Linked DNA regions of Mus musculus: region 1 is linked to region 2. Evidence: chromatin loops called from intact Hi-C (ENCODE). Cell type or tissue: heart. All regions are shown on one strand. Each heading gives the region's core, and the rest is flanking DNA. Links, peaks and the distances in the headings are about the cores only. Region 1 overlaps Gm35317 (a long non-coding RNA gene). Region 2 overlaps Sestd1 (SEC14 and spectrin domains 1).

Region 1 (7,498 bases), core at 1,908-5,907, 58 kb after region 2:
TACCCATAGACCCTAGCCTAACGGCAATTCCTATAAAATCACCTCCAAAATATGCCTCAGCCAGTCCAGTCTCCATGCTCACTTTCATCTCTGCTGGCCGATCATCTGTCTTTGAAGGAGAGGCCCCTTGCTTCCGTTCTTGTTAGCTCGTGACCTCCTTGGAACTTTTGCATTCCCTGTCAGGTTCTCCTCATGTGCTCCTTGGTGTTGTGGGTTTGCCCATCTGTACATGAGATGCCACGGGTCACTGCCCCCAGTTGGCTCTAATTGGTAAATAAATTTGCCGGCAGCCAATGACAGAGAGACAGAGGCGGGACTTTAGATGTTCCGGGCAAGGGAATCTCGGGAAGGAGAATCGCCATCTTGCCCTGCCAGGGAAAGCAGGAGGACGTGGTTTGAGAGCTGATAAGAGAAAGCATAGAGCCATGTAAGAGCTCAGGAAGAGCAGCCCCAGGGTCCCCTCCCCAGATTGGGTCTGGGGTAGCAAAGATGGAATATAGATTTTAGTAAGTAATAATTCAAGAGTATTGGAGGGGAGGCATTAACAACGTGGAAGTTTGGGAGTGGCCCAGTCATTGAGCTGCTTAGGAGATACTAAAAATAAGGCTGCATGTGTATGTCTTTCATTTGAGAATTCAGAGCATTTTGGCGGGTGGCGGTGGAGGAACGTGTGCTGCCAGCGGAGGGGCAGTTTGAGTACCGTTAACAATTAATCCAACACTTTGGAACCATCTCTATAGCCTCTCTTCTTTCGTTCTAATCCCATCACCACGTCACTTCCAGTTTGAGCTTTTGTAACTGTGTGGGCCCCATATCTTCATGGAGGTATACTGAAGTGATGCCTCTGTATTCTTAAACCTGTTTCCCTGCCTTGCTCTCTACCACACTTCGTTGCACTGTGCTTCTGCTTGCTGTTTTCACAACCACGTAATGTTATCTGTCTGCTTTACCCCTTGAGTTTTAGATTTTTATTTAAGGGTCTAGAGAGATAGCTCAGTGGTTAGATGCACTCGCTGCTCTTCCAGAGGACATGAGTTTGTTTTTCAGCATCCGTGGGCTGCTCACAATCACCAGTAACTAGTTCCAGGGAATCGGCCCCCTCTTCTTCTCTGAAGGGGAAACACAGTGGTATACACTCACATAGACACATATACAAAAATAAAAATGAACTTCATTTTGAAAGTCTCTCATTAAAGGTTTTATACCTCCTAGAAAACACAGCCCCTCACCTCCTGATTTCTCACAATTCAAGCCATGGGGTACCTTGAGTTCCTTAAGCTTATGACATGGCACCTGTCACAGACTCTGCTATGTCCTTCACCAACTGAGCACTTTGAAGGCAGACTCAGATTGTGCAAGGCCAGCACATGGTCAGTGATTACTGAGTCCTGACTAAGGTTGATAGGGAAGTAGTCGAGCGTGGAACTTAGTTGGATAGTGCACGTTTACTCCCAAAGGGAAAAGCAACAGAAGCTGTCATCTCTGAGAGGAGAGCTTGGTGAAGGGTTAGCAAAGGAAGACCTTTCATGTTTTCCTTTTATGTGCTTAAAAAAAAAAAACCCTAAGTGGCCTGCTGTGCAGGGTTTATGAGAACATGATAGGACTGTTATCACAACTAGGTCTTGCCTTTCGTTAGACTTCCCACTAATTGGATGACCTTGGGCAAACCACTCAATTTTCTCATTGTAAAGTCCGAGAATTGGCTAAAGTGGGGTTCTTTTCAGATCTTTCTCAGGTTTAAAATGCTACGGTTTTACAAACGGAGTGAATTAGCAACTTTGTAATGGAATTCTTAGTTCTTTCCCCCTGATTCCAGATGAGTTTTTCTCTTTGGATGTTAAAAGGCTATTGCAGGGCTGGCGAGATGGCTCAGTGGTTAAGGGTGCTGACTGTTCTTCTGAAGGTCCTGAGTTCAATTCCCAGCAACCACATGGTGGCTCACAACCATCTGTAATGAGATCTGATGCCCTCATCTGGAGTCTCTGAAGACAGCTACAGTGTACTTACATATAATGAATAAATAAATCTAAAAAAAAAAAAAAAAAAAAAAAAAGGCTATTGCAGTTTCTCACAAGGAGATAATATCTCATGTAGGCACTGCAGTTCAGACCTAAACTTCTTGCCTGAAGTACTATAGAGAAGGAAGAATTCCTTCACCCTCCTGGCACACATTCTGTGCCACCCTCAAAGGCAAAATAACATGCACTTCTTCTGAGCTCTCCTAGATTCTAAGTTCTATATTTTATATTCCACATTCTATAGTCTACATTCCACATTCTGTGTTCCACATTCTACATTCCAATTCCATATTCTATTTTCTTCTAAATCATATATATATTCTATATTCTATGTTCTATATTCTCTATTCTTCTCTATTCTATATTGTATTATATATAGTCTATGTTCCATATTCCATATTCTAGGAGATAGAAATAGAATCCCCCACTAGGTGCCAAATACATTTGAGAAATTGCTGCAGTCTAGAGCCTTTCTTGGAGACAACCAATGTATTTGCTCTCCTGAAGGCTCAGAGAAGCCCCGCTGTGTGGAAATGCACTTACTGGCATTTTCCTAACCAAGAAGCATGGAAAGTGTGCTCCCCTGCACATGTGTTCGTGTTTGTGGCAGTGTGTTCCGATGGCACCAAACTGGGAAAGTCATTTTGAATGACCTCTCTGCTGTGTGGTTTAACTGTTGTCTCCATGAAATCTCTTGTACAGGTAGCCTGACCTAAGTTAGGACTGTCTCGCAGACGTCCTCGATGACAGTCTTTCCAATCCTGCCACTGTCTCTCCTAGCTCCCTTTCCTGTCTTACACTGCCTTGATATAAAAGTTGACTCATATGAGATTTATAAAGGCTATCTATATACCTAACCTTAGAAGATTTCCATTTTAAATCCTCTTTATAACATTATACAGCACATTTCTACAGATACGGCTTAGTTATAGAAAACCTCCATCTGGTCTAGTGGCCACTTAAGCTTCCCTGAAAAAAAATCATTATCTTAGAAATTGCTTACATTTTTTGTCCAGTCACACTTGAATCGTACCTCACTAGTAGAGAAATCTTTTGAAGGACAGAAGAACTTCTGCTCGGAGGACCCGTTGAACTCTGAGTGTGGCATGCCACTCTCTTGTCAGGAGCAAAAGCTAAAATAAACTCTGTAGAATGCCTCTCTCATGATTTATTGTTCCTACAAGCACTTCTCGCCTCTCCCAAGCACATCCCATCGAGTTAAGATGAGAGTTGAGGCCCCATACTGAACGATTACAAAGCTTCAGTTACTTGTCCTACTTTACAGGGATCTGCTTTTAAGGCAGGCACAGCACAGTGCTCTGATAGATGACGGTGCTGGACCATGCTCAGCATGACCAAAGACAGCTGCAACCATAGTTAGCATGAGGCTAACGGCTCTGACCTGACTGCAGAACCCTGTCTGTAAGCGCAAGCCAGCACTGGGGCTGTAGCCAACGGAGTTGACAGCTGTCTCCTCAGGAGCATTGCAGAACAATTTCAGTGAAGCAAAGTCAAGTTCATTTTGAAAATCCTCTGGTTTTCAATCTGAGGAGGCTGAGAAGCTGAATGTGGCTAATCTGAATGATGTCATAATAGTACAATTCAGGATTCAAATGAAACAATGGATTTGATGGGGCTTTGACATAAATACCAGTTAGACAGAAAGCAACGCATCGCTGTTTGGGGCATTGCTTTTCAAAGACAGACTCACTCTACAAAGAAATCTGCAGCTGTAAAATACATGAATAAAATAGACTGGTCAGAGTTTAAAAATAGAGTTATAAATATTTTAATATATTTGCCCTCAGGTCATTTCATGGGTATCATAAGTAAAATAAATTGAGTACTGGCATAATAATACGTAAGTTAATTGAATACAGTGTGTAACTCATAAGTCAATTCTATAAGAACTTTAAACAGGTTAAAGTCAGTAAAAGAAAGAAATAAAAAAATGAGAGAGAGAGATACAAAGATCATTGAATGGTATCATCGAACATATAGATAGACAAAAAAAAAATAATCATCTTGATATACCTTTTCAAGTAGTAATGGGTACATTGAATACAGAGTGCTTTTAGAACTAAATAAATGAATCAAGTTTAAGTAAAACATCAAATGATTATAAGTTGTTTATATACATTGTTACATATTTATGAGATGAAGTTGTAAGCAGTCATTAAAAATTATGGCTACAATGATTACCTAGTGATAAAAGATGATATTGTGCTAAGTGAAAAGGCTGAACTATAGCAAAATTCATAAGCCTATATACTTAAGATTAAGTTTAAATATGTGTGAAAAAAAACTTCTAAATAACAGTGTTTAAATAACAGTGTAAATAGAAGCTTATTTCTCTGTTAAGCATAAGTCCTTTTGGCCGTTCAGGGCTGGAACAGTAACAAAGCAGACAGTGTGCTTCAGTGTTGAATTCTGAAGGGACTCAATCTCAGAGATGACTCCAGAAACCGTTTTGGGCTTCAGGCATGAGGATAAACAGAGGTGAAGGGCAACGGCAAGTATGCACGTGTTGCATCTGAGGACTGATTCCCAGAGATGACACATGACCCTTCAGCTTGGATTCCTTTGAACTGAAACCAGCTAAGCAGCCACTTGTAGCTGCAATGGAAGCTAGGAATGTCAGACTCTCCGTCTCCTATCATGCAATCTTTTATGCAGCTCACAATCTGAGCCTTATCACCACAAAAAGGAGAAATCTTGATGGCAAGCAAAAGTTATTGTTTGCCAACCTTTTACAACTATATAATAAAACCAAGAGAGGGCTGAGGAGATGGGTCAGTGTGTAAAGCATTGGCCTTGCAAACACAAGGACTGGAGGTCTGTTTATGTGCTCTACTACTGCGTTTTTACATCTTTGTTCAACAGGAAAATGGGTTTATAGTTTTCTTATTGTGTACTTATCTTGTTTGTGTACTGTGATGGCTATTCTTGGTTGTCAATTTGACTACATTTGGAATTAACTAAAACCATAAAATAGAGAGCATTCCTGCAAGGGATTTCTGCTTAATTTGAAGTGGGAAGATCTACTTTGGATCTAGACCTTTGAGGTAGGAAGACACACTTTTAATGTGGATCTTTAGCTCAGATCTAATCTGAAGGACACCTTCTGCTGGAAGCCTGCATACACGGGAGAAGGAAGCCTTTGCTCTTTGCCTTCACTCTCACTGGCAAGTCCACTCCTTCACTGGCATTAGAGCCTTCTTCCTTGGGATCTGAGCAGATACTGAATACCAGCTGAGACATCAAGCCTTGTAGACTGAGCAACTACTGGATTCTGGGATTTCCTTTCATAGTCAGCTGTTATTACATCATCTGGTCTTACTGGGTATATATATATATATATACCCAGTAAGACCACACCTACTCCAAATAGGCCACACCCACTTCAAATAGGCCATACCTCCTAATAGTGCCACTCCCTGGGCCAAACATATTCAAACCACCACAGTAGTCAAAGGATTATTTGGAGGACGTATAGTAACCTAGCCTTTTTGTATTTTTTGCGGTGCTGCCATTGCAATTTGTGCATCTGTTGATTTGGATCGCCCTTCCAGTTTTATTTGGAAGTCTTCACAATGAGCAGCCTACTCGTGAGGACTCAACCCACTCAAAAGTACCACTCAAAACAAGAAGACAGATTGCTCTCCTAACACCACCAAGCCAACCTAGTTAGAGAAACACATTAAAATTAAATAAATTCCACAAACACATCGCCAATACTTATACACCAGAAACTGGCAAAATTAACATACACTGTTACATGAAGTTAAAAATTATTCAGATTTAATGAAAAACAGCAAATGAGTGAGATTACAGAAGAGGTAAGGGAAAGAGAGGAAGTAGGGTTAATAAAATAATAAAAGGAAAAGAAGAAACAGATTGTTATTTTAAAGGGAAAAAAAGAAGAAAGCCAGGTGGTGGTAGGACATGCCTCTAATCCCAGCACTTAGGAGGTAGAGACAAGCACATCTCCTGGTCTACAGAGCAAGGTCCAGAAGGTCCAAGGTTCCACAAAGAAAGCTTGTCTCAAAAAACCAGAAGCAAAGGGAAGGAGAGTGTGATAAGAAAAAAAAAAAAAGAACAAAAAAGAAAGAAATACTTCCCTATTGTGAAAAAATAAGGAAAAATTTATAGCTGGGATATAAAAGCATATAAAATCTTTAAATAAGGCACAGTCAAATACTATTCAAAGTTCAGTATGACGAGAAAAATGGGGAATAAGGGAGCAAAACCGAGAGAGAAGAGGTGGAGGGGGAAGAAGGGCAAGGAGGAGGCAAGCAGATGAAGTATTAGAACAGCTTAGCCCTTAAACATTTGGGTCTCCTAGCAGTGGGCCGTTGTCAGGGTCTGCTGAACTTGTAGACGCTTGCCTTTCCTGTGATGAATTCTGACGTTGGTCCAAACAGCGTTCATTCTCTGCAAGGCAAAACTTATTTTGTTATTTTAGTTCACAGGGAAGTCCTGGGGCAGGTATTGTATCAATTACTCATTGTATTCAGCTTCCCCTTAGACTGAATTTGGGGAAAGTTACCCTACCTCTAAACTTGAGCTCAGGAGTAGCCCAGGGGTCATTGAGGTCGTGGGTCTCTGTATTCTCCATGTCACTGTAGGCTGGACCAATAAGTACCATAAGTACCTGGTCCATGAACAGTCTCCAGAGAGCAGTGTGGCTGAAGTCAGTAGAAATGGAGGTAAGCTGAGCACCCTACAGGAGGTATTTTGAAGGTAATAACAAACATCGTTGTGCAGTCCAATAAAGGTATGTCAAGAGAGAGAAGAGGACTTGCTGGCCATGTATTTCTATGTACCATAGTCCAAGCAACAATTGTACCAAAGTCCAATTCAGTGAAGCAATGAAACCCCAGCCCACCCTCCCAGGCTCCCTGATTTTTAAATTTTTTTTCTTCATTTTTTGAACATATAATTATATCATTTACCCTATTCCTTTCCTTTCTCCAAACCATCCCAAATATTCTCCCTTTCTCTCTTTACACACATGCACGCACACGCACATGCATGCATGCATAAATACACGAGACTCAGTCTGTATCATATTATTTCTGTGTTTTCCGGGCTCACTATTTGGTATTAGTCTAGCAATACGAAGGTGTGAACTTTCTCCAGAAGAACTATTTTTCCTGCTCTCAGTCTTCCTCTCCTTATACTTACTTACTGCTTCTGTAACCCACAGGAAGATCCCTAGTAAAACTTTCAGACTTGAGAACAGGAAAAATAGTAACACACAGCCTCAGCAGAGGAATGGGTTGCATCCCTACACTGTGGTGTCATTAGCCAAAGAAGTCACATAGACCTCTTACCCCCAGAACATCACAAAGACTATCGATTATTCTAAAAACAAAACAAAACAAAACAACCCTGATGGTAAGGCCTTATTGTTGAAGATATAAACATGGGCCATGAGGAAATCAAGCTAGTGCCTAACTAGAAGTTTCACCCCTACT
Region 2 (7,498 bases), core at 2,279-6,278:
AGAGAAAGAAACATTGTGCTGCACTCCTCTTGTTACCTGAAAACATAATAGGTGTACATATATTAAATATATTCTTGCAACTGTCCAGGTCATGTTTACCAGCTGCAGTTCTTTTACTTAATGTGTGGGTATTGTGCATGGTGATATTTAATCAAGACATTAACATGAGTAGAAGGTTGCTGATTTAAGATAAGTTTGAGATCCACTAAAGTTAGTTGTTGTATGTCTGTCCTTGTGGTGCCTTGGAAGCTTCATATTTTCTTGGGACATCATAAGATGTCTTAGCTCTTGAAGTATGACTTTAATGCTATAGGAATTTTGCCATTTTGCTAATACTGGTATGCTCCATGCATCCACCATTCCACTGAAATTATTGATCCCATTCATATTAATTTTTGTTACAAATCTAACTGATGTGGGGTCTTATGGGTATTTAGATCCACATTTTACTTTCAGGCTATACATTCTGTTTTCATAGTTTGTCCTTGGTGGCCCAATCAACATGCCTGCCCACCTTGTATCATGTCTTCATCATCTTCAAGGCCCCAGCTAACAGTACCATCACCTACTCCTTTCTGTCCTTCTTCAAGTTCTTCCAACAAGCTAAAATTATGAGTAACTTTAACTCCTGTGGAGACCGCCATCTTCTCCAGCTGCCACCTGATAGGTCTCTAGAACTTTGTACCTGCAATACAACTTCAGGTCGGCTACTAACTTTAATTAATATAGAAAACACAACTCATGTTTTTGTAGAGATGTTTCTAAGGATTTCCCCTTAACCCTTAGATAATAAAGATTGGATCTAGAAGAATGGAAAGTTTCTAGGAGAAAGAGGATAGTAACAGAAGACCTGAAACTAACTCAAAATCATACAGAAAGGTAAGGCCACCATCAATGAAAAATCCCTGAAGAATTGTGACAGCCAGCATCATTATTAAGACTGGACAGAAGCAGGCTCAACAGGGCAAACTTAGGAGAACAAAGCTTCAAAGGTATGTAGGTACCAACTTGGCCAGAGGATGTCAATAGTTGCTTAAATGTTTAAATAGCTTCTTACATGCCCAAGAGTGCATTTTGAGACATCAGCATCTGAGCTGAGGAGTAGTCGGAGAGTGCTGCCCTCTGTTTCATAAGGAGAGCGCGCAATAGACTGAAGGCCCAAACAGAACCCAAAAGGAACAAAAAGTTGAACTGTTTGCCTCATGGCCTGCGTAAGAAGACCTTAGTCTTCCATCCTTGCCCTGGAACTTAACGCTGCTGTTCTCAGTCCTCAAGCTTTTAGTTTCAGACCAGAAGGCACAGACAGGCTCTCCTGGGTCTCCAGACTGCAGACAGCAGATCCTGAGGCAGTTCAGCTTCCAGGATTGTGTGATTCCATTTCTCATGAGACAGTGAGAGAGAAAGAGTGAGTACATGTGCTCTCCTTCCTGTGGTTCAACTTCTGCCTCCATTATTATGTGCCTCCATTTATTATGAGAGAGAAGGAGGGAGGGAGGGAGGGAGGGAGGGAGGGAGGGAGGGAGGGAGGGAGAGACCTTTCCAAAGAAGATAAGAAAGCTATCACAAAAACCAACCCTATTTACCTACACTGGCAATGTAGCATACCTTAACTCAGTCTACTAAAGGAACAGTCCTGCCACCACAAGAAAGCTTACAGAGTTAACTAACCTTGATCCATAGGGACTCATGAAGACCAAACTGCCAACCAGAGAATGCAGGTGGGATGGACCTAGGCCCTCTACACATATGTAGCAGTTGTAGAGCTGAGTCTTCATATGGGACTCCCAAAGTGGGGGCAGGGGCTGTCTCTGACTACACGGCCTCCTTTGGATTTCTTTCCCCTAACTGGGCTGCCTTGTGGAAGTCTTGCCTGGCTTGACATAATTGGGCTGGCTGATGCCCATGGGAGGCCTCCTCCTTTCAGGGGAGAAGTGGAGGAGGGGTGGATGGGGGAGGGGAGGGAGAGAGACTGGGAGGTGAGGAGGGAGGAGAAGCTGCAACTGGGATGTAAAGTAAATAAAAAACTGACGCTGAGGAAGCATCCCACCAGCTCAGCAGTGGGCTCGGTTACCTAGTGAGTATTCGTCCACAATGCCTGTGAAGCAAAGACTGAGAGTGCGTCCTGATTTAAAATGGAAGAGGGTGGGATCAAGACACACTGAACATAAAACAGTGCTAAGAAAATAAGTTTTTCTCTCCCTCCCAAAAAATAATAATAAACAGCAAAATTTGAACAAAACCTTTCTGTTGTCTATAATTCCCTGATGCTTTATTATATTATAATTATATAAGAAAATTCTCATTTGTATTTTTGGGACAGTGGATACTAAAATATTTAGAAGTAAATGAATACAATATATACAAATCACTTTCAATGGCTCATGAGAAATAATATTTCTTTATTGCTTTATGAAAAGTAAACGTGGGGTTGAGTATGGTGGCACATGCCTATGACCCCACTAAGGAGGCAGTGGCTGTGGCTATACAAGATCCTGTCTCAAGACACCAAGGCCTGGGGTCTGGGAGGTAGCTCATTGCCCTGCCAGTGTGAGGTCCTGAATTCAGATCTCCATGGGGCCAAGTGAAAGAACTGGAGAGACAAGTGGCAGGGTGCTGCCAGGTTCCCACTCCGAGTTCTGTTTAAGTCCCACAGTTTTGTCTCAAGATATATTCTCAAAGTTGGGACACATTAGAGCTCCAGATCTCTGCAGGGGGCGGCTTGGTCCTACAGTATCACCAGGCAATTTTTCACTCATTAAAAAGAAAAAAAAATAAGGAAGAAGGCTCCGTGCACACACCTGTACTCCCAGCACCGAGGGGGATGAGACAGACAGAAGCCTGGGCCTGATGTCCATCCACACTCGCTCAATTAATGAGCTTCAGGTTCCATGAAAGGACCTGTCTCAAAGACACCCAATGTTGCCACCTGGCCTCCACATACACACATATGTACAAGTACATGAAGACATGTGAGTGTGTGTGTGGGAACAGGAACACACACACACAAAACCTAGGCATGGGACAGTGAATTAAACAGACAGCTCTCAAAAGAAGAAATACTAATGGCCAATAAATAATTTTAAAGGGTTCTCCATCCTTAGCAATAAGGAAAATGCAAATTAGATTCTTTCTCGATCTTGTCAGAATCGGCTCCATAAAGAATAAAATGACAGTAAATGGTGCTGAGGACACAGCAGGGAGAACCTTAGCTGGTGGGGGTGCACGCGCTGGGGGCCACAATGGAAATCAGTCTGAAGGCTTCTACAGAACTAAAAATAGAATTACTAAGGGTCCCATGATACCACTCCTGGGCACACTCAAAGGACTCTACACCCTTCCAGAGTTGCTTGCATACCCATGCTCAGGGCTGTTCTATGTGCAGTAGCAAGGAAACTGAGTCAGCTGAGATGGTCATCCACGGATGATTAAGGGGAATGTGACAGAAACATACAATGGCTATAATGAAATCTGAAATCTGCAGAAACATGGGTGAAACTGGTAATATATTATGTGAGGTAAACCATACTTCATTTTCTTTCTCATACACTAACCCCTAGCTTCTAGTGTGTGTGTGTACATGTGTAAGTGTGTGTATAAGTGTGTGTGTGTGTGTGTATAAGTGTGTGTACATGTATAAGTATGCGTGTATAAGTGGGTATGTGTATGTATAAGTGTGTGTGTATGTGTATAAGTGGGTATGTGTGTGTATAAGTGTGTGTATGTATAGATAAGTGGGTGTTAGTGTGAATAGAGGTAAGGAGCCTTAGCTATGGGTCCTTGAGAGGTCAGAAAGGGACTTTAAGGGAGAGTTGTAGGGAAGGGAACAGAATAGAAGTAACAAAAAAGTAGAAAGGGGAATTCTGGGGACTGAAGGGTACAACTGGAGACTGGGGAACAGGGCGATGGGGAGAGGTGGAAGATGATTTACCAAAACTAAAAATGCATGAAAACGCCATAAGTAAATCTGTTGCTTTGTATGCTAACTAAAAACAAAAATGTAAAAAAGAAAGAAAAGGTCAGGAGATACAGTTCAGTAGCAGAGCACTGGCCCAGGATACCACAGCCCTGGGTGGAGTCCCAGTACAGAATACATTAAATGCAGAAATGGAGTTGATATTAGGAGACCATAAGGTAAAGACTATATGGAAATTCTTCAGATTCTTTTTTGGTTGCCATTCTGTAACCTTATATTATTTCAAGATGAAGGCAATTTCAGTAAAACTACAGTATTCAAGAGTTTTCCCTATCACTCAATGGCACACATGCACATCCACACATATCATAAGACCTCATAGAAAAGTCCATGCCCTCCACAAACCACAGCTGCAGAGCCTACGTCTCTACCCATCCCCAGCACCACTGCCTGCTGACTGAACAGCCTCTGGTTTGCTTCCCAGATGCAAACTCTCCTCTCAGCCAATCTTCACACATCTGCAAAATAAAGCTGTCCGCCTACTACTGTACTTAGTATGGAGTGGCCAAACCTCCACTGGACTGTGACAGACATTTCTGCAGGATCGTGACTCTGCCTTTTCAGCTGTATTCCTCTCATCAGCAACACCTCTATGTTTATGCCCTGGGCTCTGCTGCCATCTGGTTGCAACACTTTCTTCTACATGGCTTGGCTGGTCTGAGGAATCCCCACCTAGCTTTAAAGCCTTCCTTAGCTTTGCCATGGTTGTAGAGCATCCCGGGCACAGAGTGGACAGGCGGTTTTGACTAATGTGAGCTTTCTCAGAGAACAGCTCACTGTACAGTCACTGGTTGAATTACTCAGAATATAAAAATGTCTCAAACAGTGTTAATATGAATAATAGTATGGACACATACACACAGTTGAGAGCACACAGTAAATAAAGACATTAAGAAGTCCCATAGTGCTTTGCTAAAAAAAAAAAAAAAATGAAGAAAGCTAAGAAACCCTTTTAAAACTTATAAGTTGAATACACATCTTCCCAAGGGAAACAGCGTGTGTTTGTCCTAAGGAAGGTAAAACAAAACAAGTCCTACACTTAATGTTTTAGCTGATGCAAATGCTACATTTTAATGTCTATAGCTGTACAGTGAAGGACACTGGCTTTGGGTTTCTATTACTGTGAAACTCTCTGGTCACACACTCCATCACTGAGGAAAGTCAGGGCAGGGGCTCAAAGCAGGAACCTGGAGGCAGGAGCTGATGCAGCACCCATGGAAGGGTGCTGCTTGCTGCCTTGCTCCTGTGGCTTGCTCACCTTGCTTTCTTATAGAACCCAGGATTACCTGCCCAGGATGGCATCACCCACAATTTGCTGGGACCTCCCAATACAATCACTAATTAAGAAAATGTGCTATAGGCTTGTCCATGGGACAATCTGGTAGGGGTATTTTCTCAAGAGTTTCACTCTTCCCAAATGATTTTAGAGCAAGTCAAGTTGACATAAAACTAGCCAGTACAAATACCATTGCCCATAGGCTTTAAAATCATGAGCTGAGATGGAAATTAACACTGTAAGTAAAATAACATAAGACCCGAGTGCAGTGCTACTTTATATTTAAGGATAATAACCATCTTTTTGTCCAAGTGGTTTAAAAGACGTGACTCCTGACTTGAAATTCAATTCTATTAGAAACCTAATCAATCCTGAATCTTGCTGTCTTGGTTCTAAAACCAAACCCATTATGAATAATCTTGTATCAGAAAAGAAGTTAAAGGAAACATTATCAATTTTAGCTGTCCTTCTTTCTGCTGCATATAATACAGGAGAAAATGGAATTATTTCAGTCTTAAAGCAGACATTCTTTAGTTATTAGTGACACAGCGATCCAAGTTAAAACTTCTCTGGAAAAAAAAAATCCTATAACACATAAATGTGAAAACCCCCGAGCACAGAGGGAGGACATTTCTCATGCTTGCCGATGACCTCTTTGCACTGCCTCTTCTGTGGCTCACAGGACTCGCCTCTGCCTACCCTGTCCTTCCTATGTGTTCCTATCAGAGTCGGCATAGACATTTAGTATCCACTCAGTCAGTGCCTTTGATCCAGCAGGGCAGGACCAAGCCCGCTCCACTTATCACTGTGTGGGCCAAGTCCTGAGCATTACACACAAGGAGCCCAGTATGTATACAAAAAATAGCTGAGGTAATCTGAAGAGGTTTTTACTTTTTTATCATATTTTTTTGGGTGGGAAGGGGGACAGTGCATGGCCCAGTGCACAGGTAGAGGTCAAAAGACAACCTGTGGGAATCAGCCCTCCTCCCACTGTGTAGTCTCACAAATGGAACCTGGGTTGAAGGGCTTACCTGATGTAAGTTTCCCTCTCCCTAGAGAAGCTGTTTAATGTTTAGTTATCATAAGACTTTGCTTTTTGTAGAAATCATGAAAGTCTTTCTATTCTAGAACAAGTGTGGATAATTAGGCCCCATATGCTAACACAGCGACAGGCCTACTTCCAGTATCATGAAACATCAGACCCTCCCTCAGAGCTGAGGAACAGAGGCTGGCCAGCCTCCACACACCAAGACAAGAGTCCAGGAAGCTGGCAACCTTACTCCGGCCACAAAAATGGAGATACAATCATAGCACAGAAATCTTGAAATGATACTGTAGACAGTATGTATCTCTTAAACATAGAAAAGGTTTAGGTTCCATAAAAACACACATTAAAACACAAGCATCTACTCCATTTAGAAAACCAGAAGCCGACTGAGAACTTGACAGAGATCCGGTTCTGTCTCCTGTCAGTCCACAAGCCTCCTGCAGAGGCTTGTAAGCCCCTCAGCCAAGGCTCCTGGAAAAAAAAAAAAAACAGAGACCTGATGTTTGATGTACAACTAATTAGAGATAAGGTGGTATCATTTTATAATCCTGCACATGTCTTACTTATAGAGGTCATACACAAAGCCCTGAGCTAAACACGCATGCCCAAAATAATGAACTGGAACACCAACTCCTTCCTCTGAGGAAAGGCACCGTCCCAGAAGTTAATTGAATTCTTATCTGTCCTCCTATTTTTATCTCCGTGTTCTCTATTAACTGGCCTCTTTTCTCTTTCCTCTTTCTTCCTGACTTGCCCCTCTTTTCTGAACCGCTTTTACAAGTAGCAGCCAAAGCTACCTGCACACAGTTCTGCCACAAGACCCTGCAGTGTGCCACACTCAGTATCCATTACCAATGCCTGTTAACCTCTTGTCTGTACCTAGTTGAGATGCTTAGACTCTTAGTAGCTATACATGTTATTGTTTAGGCCAAAAGAAATTCCAAGGCAGATTAAGATTACCTTGGAGCTGGTGCCATACATCTATGATCAGAGACAGGATAAGGCCTCTGGGCCACAGAGTGAGGTAGAAGTTAGTTTAAGCTACATGAAAAATGGTCTTAAGAAAATAGAAGACTATGAATTTCAATGACACATGGTGATGTATTGTGTAATTCAAGCAACCAGGAGGGTGAGAGATGAAGAACCCAAGTAGGAATTATCCTGGGCTAACAGCAAACTCCACTACAGCATGGGCTAAAGG

What was found. Peaks named below come from ENCODE experiments on the same cell type or tissue, not always from the same donor. Only the 100,000 strongest peaks of a DNase experiment are listed, where the experiment ranks them.
Region 1: it touches region 2 in a loop (2.0-fold over the local background); 5 of 42 quality-filtered maps call a loop at or near these places.

What each region holds. Positions count from the first base shown.
Region 1 is chr2:77,313,770-77,321,267 of GRCm38, forward strand. It overlaps Gm35317 (a long non-coding RNA gene), which reads right to left. Exons shown (of 4, transcript XR_866499.2): 3 at 6,573-6,706; 4 at 5,952-6,452. Among named protein-coding and RNA genes, the nearest start is that of Gm35317, 6.4 kb to the right of the region's middle. In heart, for the core only: no CTCF peak of the experiment used is centred there; a DNase peak (open chromatin) is centred at 3,462; H3K27ac peaks cover 397 bases.
Region 2 is chr2:77,255,780-77,263,277 of GRCm38, forward strand. All of the region lies in intron 1 of Sestd1 (SEC14 and spectrin domains 1), which reads right to left. It also overlaps the pseudogene Gm13650. Among named protein-coding and RNA genes, the nearest start is that of Sestd1, 21 kb to the right of the region's middle. In heart, for the core only: a CTCF peak has its summit at 4,606; no DNase peak of the experiment used is centred there; H3K27ac peaks cover 214 bases.